Linked DNA regions of Homo sapiens: region 1 is linked to region 2. The links are chromatin loops, found by intact Hi-C in ENCODE. Cell type or tissue: PC-3. All regions are shown on one strand. Each heading gives the region's core, and the rest is flanking DNA. Links, peaks and the distances in the headings are about the cores only. Region 1 has its middle 60 kb from the start of PRL. Region 2 overlaps CASC15 (cancer susceptibility 15).

The links. Hi-C counts contacts between places; a loop is a spot of excess contacts. Peaks named below come from ENCODE experiments on the same cell type or tissue, not always from the same donor. Only the 100,000 strongest peaks of a DNase experiment are listed, where the experiment ranks them.
Region 1: a loop joins it to region 2, with 5 times the contacts of the local background. A loop is called at or near these places in 3 of 110 quality-filtered maps.

Annotation. Positions count from the first base shown.
Region 1 is chr6:22,231,885-22,241,354 of GRCh38, reverse strand. No RefSeq gene overlaps it. Among named protein-coding and RNA genes, the nearest start is that of PRL, 60 kb to the left of the region's middle. In PC-3, for the core only: no CTCF peak of the experiment used is centred there; a DNase peak (open chromatin) is centred at 4,414; H3K4me3 peaks cover 529 bases; H3K27ac peaks cover 2,561 bases.
Region 2 is chr6:22,135,695-22,145,164 of GRCh38, reverse strand. The region is part of intron 9 of CASC15 (cancer susceptibility 15); the gene reads right to left. NBAT1 (neuroblastoma associated transcript 1) reads left to right here. Exons shown (of 3, transcript NR_034143.1): 3 at 8,496-9,470. Among named protein-coding and RNA genes, the nearest start is that of NBAT1, 6.8 kb to the left of the region's middle. In PC-3, for the core only: no CTCF peak of the experiment used is centred there; a DNase peak (open chromatin) is centred at 3,644; H3K27ac peaks cover 1,673 bases.

The DNA.
Region 1 (9,470 bases), core at 622-8,621, 96 kb before region 2:
TTATTCAGGAGCAGGTTATTTAATTTCCATGTATTTGCACGGTTTTTAGGGTTCCTTTTGGAGTTGATTTCAAATTTTATTCCACTGTGGTCTAAGAGAGTACTTGATATAATTTTGATGTTCTTAAATTTACTGAGGTTTGTTTTGTGGCCTATCACACAGTCTGTCTTGGAGAATGTTCCATGTGCTGATGAATATAATGTATATTCTGCAGTTGTTGAGTAGAATGTTTGGTAAATATCTGTAAAGTCCATTTGTTGTAGGGTATAGTTTAAGTCCATTGTTTCTTTGTTGATTTTCTGTCTTAATGACCTGTCCAGTGCTCTCAGTGGAGTATTAAAATCCCCCACTAGTATTGTGTTGCTGTCTATCTCATTTCTTAGGTCTAGTAGTAATTGTTTTATAAATTTTAGAGCTCCGGTATTAGGTGCATATAAATTTAAAATTGTGGCATTTTCCTGTTGGACTAGTTATTTTATCATTGTATACTGTCCCTCTCTGTCTTTTTTAACTGCTGTTGCTTTAAAGTTTGTTTTGTCTGATTAAGGATAGCCACTCCTGCTCACTTTTGGTGTCCATTTGAATGGAATATCTTTTCCACCCCTTTACATTAAGTTTATGTGAGTCCTTATGTGTTAGGTGAATCTCCTGAAGACAGAAGGAACTTGGTTGGTTGATTCTTATCTATTCTGTATTTTTTAAGTGAAGCATTTAGGCCATTTACTTTCAATGTGAGTATTGAAATGTGAGGTACTATTCTACTCATTGTACTATTTGTTGCCTGAATACCTTGGCTTTTTTTCATTGTGTTATTGTTATATAGGTCCTGTGAGATTTACGCTTTAAGGAGGTTCTATTTTGGTGTACTTTGAGGGTTTTCTTTTGGGTTATTATGTGTTCATAATTATCACTTATTGAGGATATACTGCATGTTAGGTTTGCTTTAGTTTCTTTGCATATTTTCTGCAATACCTACAGCATTACTACATGGTAGCATCCTTATTATCATTTATAAAATCAAGGTCCTGAGGCTTTTAAAGTTAAGTAACTGGATTACACAACTAATAAAACTGAGAGTTGAACCTCAATTTGTTGAAATCCAAAATGTGCTTCACTAAGTCATGCTCTCCTCTATTGCTCAACAATCAATGGACACATGAGCAACTTGGTTTCTCAATCTTTAATTTGGCCTTGGCTTAAGTATCCTTTCATAGGATTGTTACCAATATTAACAGTCTGATTATCTTTAAGACAATATATACGCTTTTAAAATATTCTTTCAAAGTAAATATTTTCATCAGTTCTCTTACCAGTAGGGTTAGGAGGTTGGACTAATGAACCCTCAGTTCTGACATTTTCTAAATTGTAATTCTATTATACAACTGCGTTAAGACTGTAAGACAAGAAGACACATGAGAAAGATTGAGAAGCATAATTCAGAGAGGTAATAAGTTTCCCTACAACTTTAGGGAAGCCTAATAGGTCTTGCCTTAGAAGTTCAGCCTCTTAATATTACTTTTCACATAACATACTCTTGACAGCATTTATTATTAATGATCATCTATGAGTTATGAAGGACAAAATCATGTGAATGGAATCCAAAAGTCAAACAACGGTCTCTCAGAAGCAATTGAACCTTATCCAACTGCAGCATAATTTTGGGAATGAGCTAAAGAGTAGCACTAAAGAAAATGCTTTGCTTGAGGTAGTGATTTAATCTCTAAGGAGTGCCACCAGAAATATAGATGGAGCAGGAGAGAGGAAAAAGTGGTCATGGTATTAAGAAACATCCATGGTCAATCCCACAATAGGTCAGTTGTATGTGCAACCCTGAACTTTAAATCACATGGATTCTGAAGGCTTGGACGCAGACATATTTCTTCATTCAACACTCCCTGGCTCCTCGGTATTGGCAAATTCAGGTCTGTAAAGGGTCAAATGTGTTGAACTCCTGTCAAACTTTCCAGGGTGGTTTAAAGTCAGTAATTTTCATCTTAATCCTGAGGCCACAGTGTGTTCAAGTTAGAAATCTACTCCATATGTTCATGATATTATTTCACAGACGCTCCTGAAAGATTTCTTCATAAGAACTCTGTGAGGTTTCCAAACCTCCTTGGCCTCTTAAGATTGGTTTAACTTCAACATTAGAAATAAAAATATCATTAGTTAAAATCAGTATCTCTTATTGAGATTCTAGTATATGCAAAGCACTTTTTCATGCATTATCTCATTGAATTCTCACAACCAGCCAGCGAGTTGGATGGAAGCATCCCCTTTTTCAGATACGAAGGCACAGATGGATAAACAGCCCCTCAAATGTGTCCAGCTGGCTTATGGCCTCTGCCGAGGGCTGAACCTAAGTCTATCTAGCTCCAAAGCTCATATCCTTTTACTACATCACACTGTTTCTAAAGCTGGTTTCTTTTTAGATTAGAAAATGATAGGTATTCTCTTGAAATATGGGATATGCCCTTGCTTAGAAGAAAACGAAGCCCAGTAACATGTTCTCTGTTACCTAGCCCCTTCCCCAGCTGACCTGCCGACCACAGTGATATTGTAAGTTATTATTCTCTATAGAAAGGGTTCTTTGTTTGGGTCTTTTAAAACTGCAAACCAGTCATTCTGGAAAAAAAGGCAAGCAGCTTGAATTTGTACCCATAAGTTTGTTTGCATGCCCATTACTCGTGTCCCTTTTCTTTAAACTGAACTTGTCAAACTGTTTTTGCAAGTATTCAAAATGTTGCCACCCATTTAGTCCTCTCTAGAATATAAATTCTAAACGGTTTTGTAAAGAACTGGAAAGTGCTAGTTTTGCTAACATTTGGAGAATTTGAAATTAAAATGGAAAGATGTTAAATGATCAAAAAGGCAAGAGAAATATCACCAGAGCCAAAACTTGCCCTGACTCACCAGCTCCATGGTTGCATTCTCAATGTCTGGTATCTTGTATCTTAAGAAAACGCAAATTTGACTTATTCTTGCAAAATGCGAACAAAGTCAACTTTAAATCTAATAAAATAAAACATCTCCGGCGAATTCTGAAGTAGAAGATTTAAAATAGGAAAACGAAAAGTCTAAAAGAAGCAAAAAATTATTTTTATGTCGTCTACTCTGTGCCAGAACCCTGCCAGGTATTTTAACCTAGTGCCTTTTTCTCATTGTGACCCAACAAAGTAGGTTTTATTCTCATTTCATAAATGAGGCATCTGAGTTCTTCATATCTGAGGTCATATATCTTGCCCAAGGTCACACAAGAAGTAAATAGAAAACCTAGAATCAGAACTAAGCTCTAACTCCAAAACCCATTCCTTTTTCATTTTATTAAACTGTTGCCTTGAATTTTAAAATACATGAAATAGTCACTAAACTACATTTTCATTGACTAATAACTATTATGGGAGAATTATTGTAGAGTAATTCATAAAGCAGTAGAACTTGCCAAGTAAACACATTTTTAATGATGATGACCAAAGCATACTCATACAGTCATTTAAACAGGTGAGGTGATCATTATATTGCTCCCCTGTTTAAACAAGGTTTTCATTCATTTAAGAAATATAACATGGCATGATGCATGTTTGGAAGAGATAAGACATGCCTCTGAGCCACCATCTGAGAGGGTGAAGGCAGAGACCCATGATGTGAGAGGAAAGACAGTGATGCAAAATGTATTTTATCTCAAAGAAGCATATGCCTTGAGGTCTTTTCATTGAAAGTGTTAAAGTCCAAGGGAAGAAAATAAAACTACAGAGCCTTTTTCTTATTTTCCTCATCAATATGAAATGATTTATCTTACTTGCCTTATGTTTTACGCCATAAATAGAAAATCTTGATAAAATAACTGTGCGAACAATTCCAAATAACTATTTCAGATAAGTTAGGAAAATATTATCTATTGAATCACTCTGATGCCATTAATATTGAAATGAGTAACATCACACAGCCCATCTGAATCACTTATCATTTAAGTAAAATACACTGACACAGGATTTTGCATTTTTCCTCTGTAAGAAAGAAGCATCAGTGGAAAGCAGTAGAGGAACATAAACAAAACAGACGGTGTTAAGAAAATAGGTGGCCCCAGAATCTGTGTGAGAAATCTCAGACTCACACTCTTGGCACCGTTCCCCCTTGTGCCTCTTTGGAAGCTCTAGCTCCTCCAGATCTTGGCTGTTCTTTTTCCAAAAGACACCACTCATCTGACTTGATGTGAAAACCCACCCTCGGGTCATTATCACCAGGTAATGGCAAATGCAGAGAAAACCCTATGTTTCCAAATCCTGGATTCTCTCAGTCCCTTGGAATGTGCCACTTTTCAGGAAGTGTTCAGGTCCCTTATGTCAGTACGCTCCTCACCAGGACTCTCAGCCCTACCCCATGCAAGTTTGCTGCACCTCTCTGAATCTGAAAGCAGGTTAGCACAGCCTGATCTTTCCCAAGTATGGAGAATCAAACCACAGCCTCTATTTCAGTGAGTCATCACTCCTCTTCTTGTCTATTCCATGTCTAGGAAGATTTGTTTGCTCTTGTTACTCACCAGTCTTGTACCACCAGACAGCTTGGCTGCCTCTCAGTTATTTCATCTGTTCAACTAGCGTTTGGTCATTCCCCTCATCGTGATGTGCAGCAGATGGCTTGGGTTGTCCTCCTTCCTGCCCAGCAGAATTGTGTTACAATAAGCATGACTTCTGTGCCTGTCAGCTAGCAGTGCTCCAAGCCACCACTTGCAAACTCCCTTCATGCAATTTAATGAGGATGTTTCTTAAGTAGTTATCTCAGTCCGTTTTCTGTTGCTTATAACAGAATACTTGAAACTAGGTAATTTATAAAGAAAGGGAATTTATTTCTTAAATTATGGAGGCTGAGAAGTCCAAGGTTAAGGGACTACATTTGATGAGGGCCTTCTTGCTGGTGGGGACTCTCTGCAGATTCCCAAGTTGATTCAGGGCATCACATGATGAGGAGGCTGAGTGTGCTAGGTCAGATTTCTCTTCCTCTCTTACAAAGCCACCAGTCCCATTCCCATGATAACCCACTAATCCATTAGCTTATTAATCTATGAATGGATTAATCCTGCCCTCATGACCCAATCATCTCTTAAGGACTCCACTTCTCAATACTGCCACATTGGGGATTAAATTCCAACATGAGTTTTGGAGGGGACATTTAAACCATAGCAGTTGTGCTGCAACAACTGACTATGAAACTCAGGAGTGTAGTCTCTGGCATATAACAGTCTGAGACAGTTACACTGCCATCTTCCTCTTGACTTAACTCCGGTCTGAAATTCAACTTGGCATGCCCCATATGCTGATATCCCATAAAACATGCTATATTCTTTTATGTGGTTTTCTACTCTATGCCAAGCAAATGCCATGCTATTCATACAAATTTAATTTAAAACAATGCATATTAGTCCATTTTCATGCTGCTGATAAAGACATATCTGATACTGGGCAATTTACAAAAGAAAGAGGTTTATTGGACTTACAGTTACGTGCCTTGGGAGACCTCACAATCATGGTGGAAGTTGAAAGGCACATCTCACATGGTGGCAGACAAGAGAAGAGAATGAGAGCCAAGCAAAACGGGTTTCACCATATCAAACCATCAGATCTCATGAGACTTATTCACTATGAGGAGAACAGTATGGGGGAACTGCCTCCATGATTCAATTTTCTCCCACCAGGTCCCTCTCACAACACATGGGAATTATGGTAGTAAAATTCAAGATGATATTTGGGTGGGGACACAGAGCCAAACCATATCACTATGCAAAATCATTTATTCTTTCAAATATGCTTTTAATATCATACATCAACTTAGAGCAAGAAAACCTACCATATAGCTAGAATAATTATTGGGAAAAAATATTGAAAGACATTGTTTTATTCTACCAATCTAAACTTGTGTTTCTCACCACTGGGAGTATATTAGAATCCCCTATGGGACTTAAAAAAATTATAGATGCCTTAACTCCAGATTGCTTATGTCCCCTCCCAAAAGATCAAGCTGCCTTTCAAGCTTTTTCCATGTAGCAATATTGTAGCAATATTGTGAGGTTAATTCTGAGGCTTTTATAGAAATGTGGCTAACTAATGAATACCTTGAGTATCTCCATTGTACAGTAAAAAATATTACTGTAGCCATGAAATGTGTTCATATTCCAATCAGAGTTTGCCCTTTCCACTGGGGCCGAGTCTAAGAATTCCAGCTGGTAAATGGATAAGTAGAATAAACATCCATGTAAATAATAAGGAGATTGCAATTAGGATCTGCTTTTAACTTAAACCTTTCTGTGATCATCTATCTGATTAAACCATTCATCTTTTTTAAAAAAATAAGAGTGTTGTTCTCTTACAAGTTATTGCCTGAGTTATCCTGGATGCTCAGGTTGCAAGAATAGATACATTCAGGTTATCTCAAATGTTAAATAAATATTGTAAGGCCTATGAGAAAGGAAAGAAACTCCAAAACTAACTCTGCAATACATACCAAAGATTGAAAGCAGAATGTTCTTTATCATTTTTTAGGGTGAATAGATGGTTTCTAGAGAGCAACTCTAGAATTCATCTCCTTAGCAAAGTATGGCATTGTGGTCAACACAAGAAAACTCTAGATGCTTCAAGTAGAAGGAATTTAATACAGGAATTGGTTTCACAAGAGATGAAAATGTGAGAAGATCAATAGGCAATGGTGGGTCTCATTAAAATCAGCAATAATCTGCTGTCACCCTGAGAGCTGGAAAGACAAAGAGAGAAGGTGGTGTTACAAGAAATGACAAAGCATGGCCACCTGGGGGAAAGAGGACGACGGTGGGCCTGCCTGGTGGGAGGTTGCACAATCAAATGAGATGCTTTCAGGCAGGAGCTGGAATCATAAAGGTTATATAGCCTCTGCCAAAGACACCAACTGAGACAGGAAGAGAGGGGAAAATATACTGGCTTTTCCCTTCTTCCTGCAGCCATATCTCCTACCGGTGCCTTCCATCAACTTAACATAACCAGGAGTTAGTGATAGATATCAGTGCTGGAGAAATATAGAGAATGGATCTGAGGGCAAAAAGGCAAATTTCAGAACAGAGGGCATCTGTGGCTCCCAGCTCTATCACTTCACCATCCTGATGATTCAGCATCTCAGTCTCTGCTTCACCTTGGATTGCTTACTTCTATCTCTTTGTACGTTATGAATTCAAACTCACAAAAAGAAAGGGTATGCTTGGGTTGATTAGCCCTGCTTAATCTAAAGCAGTGTTATTAGGTAGAGTTGTGCAGCAATACAGTTTCTATAAAACTCCTTTTGATTGAGCCACGTGTGCAACAAGCTATAGAGTTCTTGACAAGTCACTTGGTGTAAAGCAAGAAAACTACCACACGAAGGAAACATCCACAGTTAATGTTCTCAGGAAAGGGACATGTTACATCTAGGAAGTACTTGGAGGATTTTTGAGAAATCCTCAGTGTTATGAGCTGAATTTGTGCCTTTCTCCCAAATTCATATGTTGAAGCCCTACCCCCCAGCTGCTTAGAATGTAGCTGTATTTGGAGATAGGGTCTTTAAGAAGGTCATTAATTTAACATGAGGTCATATGGGTGGGCCTTAATCCCATATAACCAGTGTCATATGGGAGAGACTAGGATACGGACACGGAAGGAAGACCATGTGAAGACAAAGGAAGCAGACAGACACATGCAAGCCAAGGAGAGAGGCCTCAGGAGAAACCAACTCCGTTGACACCTTGATCTGGGATTCCTAGCTTCCAGAATTGTAAGAAAATTAATTTTTGTTGGCTGGGCACAGTGGCTCACACCTGTAATCCCAGCACTTTGGGTGGCCAAGGCGGGTGGATCATGAGGTCAGGAGATCGAGCCCCTCCTGGCCAACATGGTGAAACCCCATCTCTACTAAAAATACAAAAATTAGCTGGGCGTGGTAGTGTGCCACTGTAGTCCCAGCTACTCAGGAGGCTGAGGCAGGAGAATCACTTGAACCTGGGAGGCAGAGTTTGCAGTGAGCCAAGATCATGCCAGTGCACTCCAGCCTGGCGACAGAGCAAGACTCCGTCTCAAAAAAAAAAAAAAAAAAAAAAGAAAATTAGTTTTTATTGTTTGAGCCACTCAGTTGGTGGTACTTTGTTACGGCGGCCCTAGTAACCTAATATAGTTGGTAAATTAGACTGAAATGTTTGTATAGATCACCAGTACTTTGAAGGACAATGGTGTGTACAATATATTTAGTGATGATTACCTCTGTCACCAGGGCTCTTTAACATTGGTCTTTGTGTTAGTCAGCAAGGGCTGCCATAACAAAATACCACAGACCAAGTGACTTAAACAATAGAAATTTATTTCTTCACAGTTCTGGAGGCTGGAAGTCCAGATTAAGTTGTCAGTTCAGTTTCTCCTGAGCTCTCTCAGTTTGCAGACAACTGCTTTCTTAGTGTGTCTTCATGGAGACTTTGCTCTGGGCAAGCTCATCCCTAATGTCTCTTCCTCTTTTTATAACGATACCAGTCATATTGGATTAGGGCCCACTCATCTGACCTCATCTAAACTTCATTATCTTTTTAAAGGCCCTATCTCCAAATACGGTCACATTGAGGGTTAGGACTTCAACACATGAATTTTGAGGGAATATTATTCAATCCTTAACAGTCTTCAAACATTTAATCTTTTCTACTTTTAGTTGTAGCTACTGAAAGTGTTCCCATCTGGGCAGCAAAGATCTGGTCTGGAGACCCAGCTAGGACACCTCTTCTGAGTGTCATCAAGTTGATCACAAGTTCTAATAATTAGTCTTTAGTTCTCTAAAATGGGAATCCAAACCCTTTTCTCACCAGGTCATTGTGGAAATTTAATTAGACTGTTGATGAGAGTATTTTGTGAACTACGAATAATAAAGTTTCATCACTGATATCCTCATGAGAATCAGTGTACCTCCCAATGTTTACTTCTATCTGGAAGGTCATCCTCCACATAATCACTAGGTCGAGCCTATTCTTTCTTCCATTGACACATTGCCTAGGTTATATTTCCAACTGGGCCTGGGTTTGGCTGGATCTTGCTTCCTACATCATTTCTAAGATCATGACTATTTACAGTTTCCTCCCCTATAAATAGGATAATATTATCTGTTTCATAGGTGTTTTGAGGATTAAATGATTCAATAGCTATGAAACACTTAAAACAGTGTTAACATATATTAGGCACTGTATAATTGCTGTTAACATCACCATCATTATTACTAGAATTGCAGATAACTTTTTTATATAAGTGATGTTATTACCCTATTTGATTCCCCTTTACCAGGCTTATACACCCACTGCCCAGCTGCTGCAGGTGTGGGTTGTCACAGGTTCATACCTGCAAACTTTTCTAGAAGATTGCCCTTGACTGACGGGAATCGACTCCACTAAGATATCTGGGGATGCTGTGCCTCAACCCCTGGAGGCAATCCATAGCCAATGACTG
Region 2 (9,470 bases), core at 468-8,467:
GTCAAGGATGGTCCCAGACCCTGGGGTTCCAATGATGAGCAAGAGATGCATGGTCTCTGCCATCTTGGAGCTCAAGGTCCAGTAACTGCACACATCTTTTGTCCTTCAAGACAACCTTTTCCCAATTTGAATTCTCCAAAGTTAACCAAGGAAGAGATCCAGCAGTCACTTTTTACCCTTGCCTTTTCAACATCCTCTATGATCTCCCAAATCCTATATATTGTTTCTTTACCATCTGCCCTTGGATTTAAGATTTCTTCTCCATTCATTCCTAGAGTCCAAGCTCAGGTTCTCATACCCTCCCACCCAATGATCTCCAATCTGGTCACCCTCTTTTTGTTTCATTCCATTTGGCAGCCTGCCACCAAACTAATCGTACCAAACCACCACATTCATGATGTCCAGAACTACTGTCCAGATGGGTTAGACAACCCTTTGTCCAAAACCAAGGTGGCTCCTTATTTCTTCACGTTCATACACTACCAGTCAAGACAATCTATTATCTGATTATTCATTGTCTATTTAAACAGATTGGTCTATTAATGATCTTCTGATCACATCCTCCATTGAATCAGAAAAAAAAATGGGGGCTCAATTTTGTTAATAACAACGCATAAAGCATTGTGTAAGAAACAAAGACACACGAAGCATTGTCCCTGCCCTCAGAGAACATACTCTATAGAGCCTGTGCTACTTTTTTCTATCAATCATTACTAACCATTTATTATCTTTTATTGCTAGTCATTTCTTCAGGTTTTATTTCCCATGAAAATAATTAGTAAGTCTCAATCCACTTGCTAAGTGTGGGTCAGATAAGTGGTACCACAGATGGGCTGAAAAGGGAACAAACACTTCTACCTAAATGTCTGCGGAGGTTCCCCGAGTTCTCTGGGATTTGCAGTGAGCTATAAAATATCGGGCCAGGGAGTAGGGCAGGATTTAGGTATTAACAACAATAGCAATGGCAGTCGCTAAAAATTAGCACTTACTATGTGCCAGCATCTATTCTAAGCATTTTAGGTACATTAACCTACTTAATTTTATGAGAAAATATTTTTAATAAGTTATTTTCAGTGATACACAGACAGAAGCACAAGAGGGAGGTTAAATAAGTTGCCCAAACTACACAGCAAGTAAGTAGTAAAGCATATCTGGCCCCCGAGTGCGTGGTCTTAACCACCGTGCTGTCCTGCTTTGGAAATGAAAAAAATTGTGGGAGGGAGACCAGGTAGGTGAAAATACATGCATATGTCTGAAGGTGGATGAAGGAATCAAGTAGGGTGTTAGTTCTGTAGAAGCGGGACTAGGTTGAGGAGAGCCACAATATAAAGCTATTACCCTCTTCATAAACATTGGGACCAACAACCAAATTGTAGGATAATAAGTCCGGTAGCCAAATCTAAGATTGATGGGGGAGGAAGGGATTGGGTATAAGGAGACTAATCAAGAGGCTTCTGCAATTGCCTGGCTAAAAGGGAATGGTGCCCAAATCTTGGTAGCGGTGAAAGGAAAATTGAGATGGATTCTGGAGGTGTTATGAAGAAATGACATTATTGCGGTATTCTTGGAAAACAGAGAAGAGGTGATGGTAAAGCTGACTCTACATTTTTTAAAGCTCAGCTGAAGAAAGAACGCAGGTTCCTGAGCTTAGGAGTTGTGTCGTTCATCTTTTTTTCCCCAGTAGCTAGCAAAATGCTTGATATGCCTTTTTAAAGTAATGAATAAATGAAGGTGATGAAGGTAGAAATGGGAACATCAGAAGTGATGACGCCACATATAACAAAAATCTCTACAGTGAATTTAGTAATTCACAGGGTATCTGAGTGGCTTAGGTGGGTTGGCTTCCATCATGCCATTACTTATATATAAACAGAATTTGTTTTCTCTTTCCACCTTTGGCTTGCTTTTCAGATGCTACCTGATTTCCCCCACCACACGCCTCAGATGCTCTTCCTCAGGCTGATCTCAGTCAGGCTGCGTTTCCTCTACCCTGCCCCAGCGACCCCCATCCTTGCCCACCAGCTGTAGACTCATCCTGTCCAGATCTGCCCCCTAATCAGAATGTTGAACTTACCAAGATGATAAGATAAGCGGGCTAACATACTTTAACATTCTTTTATTTTTTTTTTTAATAGCACAGGGAGAAACCACAGACGTTTATCAGCCTTCTCACACAATTTTAGCTAACCAGAATACTAAATTAACGAACGTACCTCATTTCTTGGGCAGTTAATGAAGGTTAATGTGACATACTGCCTCTGGCTCTGGAAGTAAAAAGGGGTGTTACTGCCTCATATTATAGCTGGGGAAAAAAAAGTGTTAATAATCTTTCTCATCAGCAGTAAAGAATTGAGCTTTTAATACCCAGATATATTTTAGTAAAAGGCTAGTATATCATCTGTAAGTGGAGTTCAAGAGCAGTGTTAGATAACTAGGGCATTTCAAGAGCCTGCTTACACCACAGACCAAAAAAAAAAAAAAAAAAAAGAACAAGAGAAAAAAAAAATACAGCCAAAGCTGAATTTATTCCAAGAGAAAAGAAAAATGTGAATTTATGTTGGCAATATTTTCATTTATATCACTTTAGATCAACTCTAATAATCTTTAAATAGTAAGAAGAAAACTTGGATCTCACAAATAAGTGATTTTGAGTAAAGGGGGTAAATGTGTGAGCAAGGTCATTGTTTGATTCAATGATGTTCACACAAATGCATTATGTGGACCTGCTAATCTAAGACAGTGTGGTAGGCATTGTCTAGGGCCCTTAAAGAGCTTACAATACACTTACCCAGGAAGACACTTCCCTTCCTTTTACAGAGGGAAGCTATTGCATTTGATGAGAGCAAAAAATAGCAGGGGAGGCAGGGTAGGTGCAGTGGCTCACTCCTGTAATCCCAGCACTGTGGAAGGCCAAGGTGGGTGGATTGCTTGAGCCCAGGAGTTCGAGACCAGCCTGGGCAACATGGCAAAACCCCATCTCTACCAAAGAAAGTACAAAAATTAGCTGGGTGTTTTGGTGTGCACCTGTAGTACTAGCTACTCAGGAGGCTGAGGTGGGAGAACCACTTACGCCTAGGAGGTAGAGGTTGCAGTGAGCCATGATCATGCCACTGCCATCCAGCCTGGGCAACAGAGCAAGACACTGTCTCAAAAAAAAAAAAAAAAAAAAAGAAGGGTATGCTCTCTTGACAGGGAGCCAACCCACCTTAGAGATCTTACCATAGCAGAAATGGCTTGCATGATGTGAATATTCAGTGAATGTGACTCTTCAATCCTTTAAGTGAATAAGAATGCTATGCTTTATCTGTGCAATCCTGGGAAATATTAATGATGTGCTGATAGTGTCAAGAAAGGCAGGGTCTATAGGTTTATTTAGCAGAGTTGCTAGAGGACTTAAAACTGCATGTCATGGTTTCTAACCTCTTCAAAATGGATGCTGAATTAAGATGAGCCCTTCCCAAAGCAGACTGACAAAGTGACTAATTGCTGGCTGCTGGCAGAGGACTGATTTCCCCTCTCTCTGCTGTCCAGCGTTATTACCCTCGTCCATTTTACAGGGACCAAATGGCAAGTTTAAGGTGGAAGAACTGTGTTTGTTCACCTGTGAGTGGTTTGACCTTAGACTTTGCAGAGCACTGTCAGGAAGTCGGTTTTTCCATGCTCTTTACAGTAAACAAAGACAGTGTGGCTGGGCTCCAAATGTTACAGAAGGTCAGGGACCAAACTGCCTCAAAGACAAAGACTGCTTCCAGAAATTGAAACACAAAATAGATGTGAGCGCCATCAACATTCCACACTGTGCTCCTGTTCATTCTCAGTGTTTGCTTCAAACAATGTGACACATACCCAGCGTAGATGCATAATAGAAATAGAATCATAAAACCCCAGGTGCTGGAAAGCACCTTAAAGGTCATCTGGTCCAACTGCAAATCTAAATTGTGAATGCTGCCCTTTAAAACCTCCTCCATGTAATCATCCAGGCTCAAGGGGAACACCTCTGGTGACTATAAACGCAGTGCCCTGGGAGACAGACAAGCCATTCCATCTTTTGAATGCAACAGCCTCAGTATTTAAAACCCTGAGCTAAGGCCGGGCGCGGTGGCTCATGCCTGAAATCCCAGCACTTTGGGAGGCCAAGACGAGCAGATCACCTGAGGTCAGGAGTTTGAGACCAGCCTGGCCAACATGGTAAAACCCTGTCGCTACTAAAAATACAAAAATTAGCCAGGCGTGCTGGCATGCGCCTGTAATTCCAGCTATTCAAGAGGCCGAGGCATGAGAATCACTTGAACCCAGGAGGCGGAGGTTGCAGTGAGCCAAGATCACGCTACTGCACTCCAGCCTGGGTGACAGAGTGGGACTCTGTCTCAAAAAAAAAAAAAGAAAAGAAAAGAAAAGAAAAACCTCTGAGCCAAAATGTCCTATTCTATGACAGTAGGAGCCTCACTGGAGCTTCTGTTTATTAGCCCTTGATTTGGGAGCTCAATCTAGTGTGACTTCCCCATGATGGTTCCTCAGTTACTGGAGGGCATCTATCATCCCCCATCCAGATTTTCCTTCTCTACACAAAATATCTGCAACTTCTTTAGACATTACTCTGTGACTTCAAGTCTATTCAACATTCAATTTCTGAGCCTAGGAATACATTCCAGTTGATCGGTAGTGCTTTGAATGATGTGTCACACAAAACATAACACAAGGTCCCATCATGTGGCTACACAAAGCAAAATAGTCCTATTACTTCCATCATTCAAACTGATCACATTTCATTTAGTGCAGACTAACCTGCACTTGCTTTCCTAGTGGGTACCTCATGTTGGTGACTCTTACTGGGCTCACCTGTGCCTTTATTCATACAGTTTCACCTAAATCACATTTCTACCATCTTCAGACAATGTCTTTGTGCATTAATTTGACTGGTTTTGTTTTGTTATTGGTTTTGGTTACCACATCTGATCAGATTTTAGGTATATTTTAAAACATTTTTAAGCCAGGCATAGTGGCTCATGTCTGTAAGCCCAGCACTTTGGGAGGCCGGGGGCAGATAACTTGAGCTCAGGAGTTTGACACTAGCCTTAGCAACATGCTGAAACCCCGTCTCTACAAAAACACAAAAATTAGCCAGGCATGGTGGTGTGTGCCTGTGGTCCCAGCTATTCAGGAGGCTGAGGTGGGAGGATCACCTGAGTGTGGGAGGATCACTTGAGCCTGGGAGGCGGAGGTTGCAGAGAGCCATGATTGCACCACTGCACTCCAGGCTAGGTGACAGAGTGAGACCCTGTCTCAAAGAAAAAAAAAAATTGTTTTAAAGGAAAGAAGTAGTAGTAAGTTATTCTTGAAGGAGTCATAGATAAACCTGTAAATACACATATCTATCCATGGTAAGATATGAGACTTATGAGAGCAGAAGTTCTTAGAAGGCATTGAGTACACCTTCTGTTTTTCATCTATCACAACAGCACTGCATAGAATAAAATAACTCTGATTACATAAAATACCCTGGCCTAGTAGGAAAAATACTGGACTAGAAGTCAAAAGCTGTGGGATCTGGTATCTATATTGCTATGGACTATATGTTTATCTGTTATATAATTATAGAAAGGTCATTTTATCTTTTTCCAAGCTATAGTTTCCTTCATTGTAAAGTGAGAATCTCAATACACACCCTGCGCTGTACCGCATTCTAATAGTTTATATTTCTGTGGAATTCTAATGAAATTTGTAAATCTATTCTTTAATACAATGAAATAAATTGTATATTAGCCAGTGGTTAAGCCCCGGCTAAAATTTTCTATAGACTTTCATTAACATTAGATAAGTTTTACATTAAATTTTGTCTTAAGTGAGTGAATGGCATATTCACAAATCAGAAAGTTCTTGTGTCCAGAGTTTTTTTTTTAATATGCCAATTAGGGAAATTAGATAAGTCTGACTGGGGGTCCTGGAATCTTTACCCTCTGATAAAATAACAGTTTTGAATAGGTGAACCAATTACTGAGATTCTTGGGGTAAGGAATAAATGTCATAACGTGATATCATCACTTTCCTATAATCCAAATGTCTTCTTAAAATGTCTTTAATTAACTATACAGAGAGAACCTTTAGGTTGAAAAGATCTAGTTTCTTTCACATTTTTAAACTAGAGCCATGACAACAGAGTGCCTTGATGTCAATCAGCAGTTCCCACAATGGGAATACTATTCACATTCTGGGTGAGGGGGGAGGGAATGATGGCATATGGGCATAACAAGAGAACACCAGCTCATCTTAAAATCTTGCAATACAGTAAAATTAACTCCATGATCAGATTCTAAGACACATCCAACCCTCATAACATTAACTTCACAGAGTACAATAGTTGGTCTTTTTACTAAGTATATTACTAGACTATGCAGTTTTTCTCTTAGATCAAAAGAAATAAAATAAAAATTGGAACAGTGGGCTTCATTTTCTCAAAATCTGGGCCCAGTTTTGGCCCAGCCTTTCTCTGTGCATGTTCCTTCACCATCCTGACCTCAGCGCCATCTTCTGTAAAATAGAAGAGGTCTCTGAGTGTCTAGGCTCTCTGCCCATATGTCAGAAAGGAGGCATGTTTTTTGGCTTTTGAAGATCCCCTGCTTTCAACAAGTAAGCTATCCAAGCAGCGTATGATCCTGGAGATCCACAAGTCATATTGTATCTTAGTTTCTCTCATTCTTAAAAGCTTCATGGCAAAGACCCTAGTGCAACAATATTGTCTCAGTCTCAAATCCCTTTCTGGGCATCAGGCAGAGGGCTCTCAAGCCAAGACCCTGGGCTTCAGTAGCAGTGGGAATGCAGCACTTCAATGAGCCTGAAAAAAAAAGCCACAGCTATATGATGCACACATAGTACAGACATAGTGATGTGGAGATGGACTGGTGCCTTTTGATGTTTGCAAAATATACCTAGGTAGCAAATTGTTACATAATTAAGTGCCCAATGGCATTTGATATGAACAAAAGTTGTAAACATTAGCTTATTGTAACCAATAAAATAGAGATTCTAAAATGCAATTAGCACAAATGACCACATCTCCATTCAAGTAGCAAGGCAGACTTTTAGAGGAAACCTTAAAATAATTAAAGTGGCCACGTTCAGGATGCCAAATGCATACAGATATATCACTGGCTGCTAAAGCAGTAAAGCTTTCTCAGGCAAAGAGGAGGCACGCTTATGCCCAAGGTTAGATTGAGTGTCTTATTGAAGTACAGCACCCCCTCCGCCCCCACTGCATTTGATGGCCTTTTCTGCAGGTTCCTCCAAGATCAGTGCTATAGTATTATGGTGTCTATAGGATGTAGGTATATGGAAGGGAGGAAAAGGACGGCAGAACTGGAAAGAAAAGATGTTCATTTTTTACTCCATTAGACTCAATGCATGCTTTATGTAGAATTCATCCCATAAGGTCAAAAATCTAATTAGGCTTTATTTTAAAAGCTCTGAAACATGCAATAAATCACATGTGATTTTTTTCATATGAGCTGTGACTCAATGATTGAATTTATGTTCATGAAAATAGTTCAGCTTACATTAAACACTGGTTCCTGATACTCCCTTTCCCAAAACACACAAACACACACACACTCACTCACTCACAGTTTATATATAAATAGATATGTGTATGTTTTATTGAGATTATAAAGTTATAAAGTATATCTAACTGTACAAGTATGCAAAATTATACATATAGAAGATAGTATCTGCATAGATAACTTATCTTAATAGAGTTGGCTTAATTTTTGATACTCTGTATTCAAGGACAAAGATTTGTTATTACTGAGGATACTGAAAAGAATCTCTTTTTTCAGAATCTAAGGAAAATTTAAAAATAATTATTCAAATATGTTGATGTAGTGACATAAATGTAGCACCTCTTCATATGACTTCTTTGAAAGGAGAAACTTTTGTTTATACGAGTATACTAAAAAGGCCAAAATGATCTTAATACTTTTAGGTTACTGAGGCTGCAAAAAGACGTATTGATCAGTAAGCGGATTATCAGGTGTAGTTAAATGTAAAGTGTAAAACCCTGGGAAAAGAGTAAATCTACTAATACTGGACAATTAGTACTACATGTTAGGTACTGCTCTGAGCACTTCGCATTTACTGAGTTAGGCACTATTTCAATCTCCATTTTATAGATGAGAAAAGTGCAGCAACAGAGAAGTTCAATAACCACGAAGGCCACACAGCTAACACATGGGAGAGCCAGGCTGCATATTCAGGTAGTGAGGCTCCACAATTCTTGCCCCAGAGTCCATTACTCTGCCTTGTATCTCTTCCTTCTTTTTCTCTTCTCCCACCTGACCCCTAACACCCAAAACCATATCAAAGGCAGATCCCTCTCTTGAATCTGCTCAGGCCTCATAGTTAGTGTCCATGATACAGAACCAGGCTTTCTAAAGGAGTTTTAGAAACATTTTATCTAATTGTTATAACAACTCTGCCAGTGTGCTGTTATTCTCCTTTGACAGATGAAGAAACTGAAACCCACAGAGATGAAGTAACATCCTCAAGATCAAAAGGTAACAAACGATTGAGGCAGGATTTGGATATTGCTCTACATGACGGGAAAGCCTGTGCTCTTGGAATTACAGTCATAGTACAACAGATCAAGTTCAAAGCATCATCTAAGTCAAGGAAAACCAGTAAAGAGGTTTGGAGAGACAAACAGGGTCAACTCCAGGCATTTGGGTCAGCAGAAACGGCACGATTGAGCAGCACTGTGACTATAGGATCATGGATCAGAGGCTGCTTCCTCTTTGGTTCTGGGCATCAGCCTCATGTCCACTCAAAGTAAGTGGCCCCTCTGATTGGAATCGGAGGTGCCTGGGTCATCTCACAGAGCCAAACAAATACAATTAGCTATTGCAAAGCCTTTTGGGAATTATTCCCAGTGTAAATAAACACATAACCATATAGCAAGAGCCTTGATAAAGTCCAAAAACATGCAAACTTGGAGTATCTAAGAGAAAAGACCACAATGTAAATGAAAAACCAAATAAACTCGGGCAAACCATAGGATAGGGCCCTGTCTGTGATGGCCTGCATATGATGAGCCATAGAAAAAGGATGGTGAATTCTGGATAATAAGAAATGTCAATGAGATGCAAGAACCACCTGTTTTATGTAAAGCTCCAAATAACCAGATCACAGTGGACAGCCACTCAAATAATGCCTTCATAATACAGAGTATTATTGAGAATAACTCAGTTCACAGAGAGCTTAAGGCAGCCAATATTTGATAGCCTGTCAGAAAAAAACAGAACAGTAATTATAGAAAAGAATCATATCCTCGGAAAAACAAAAATTAATCAAACTAAGTTTGTAAAGTCTATCTTACAGACACATTGTCTGGACTGGTCCTCTCAAAAATACTGTTTTTTTTTAATGCCAATTTGTTTAGTTAATGATTTTTGTCTTATTACTTCAAAACTGGAAATATCCTA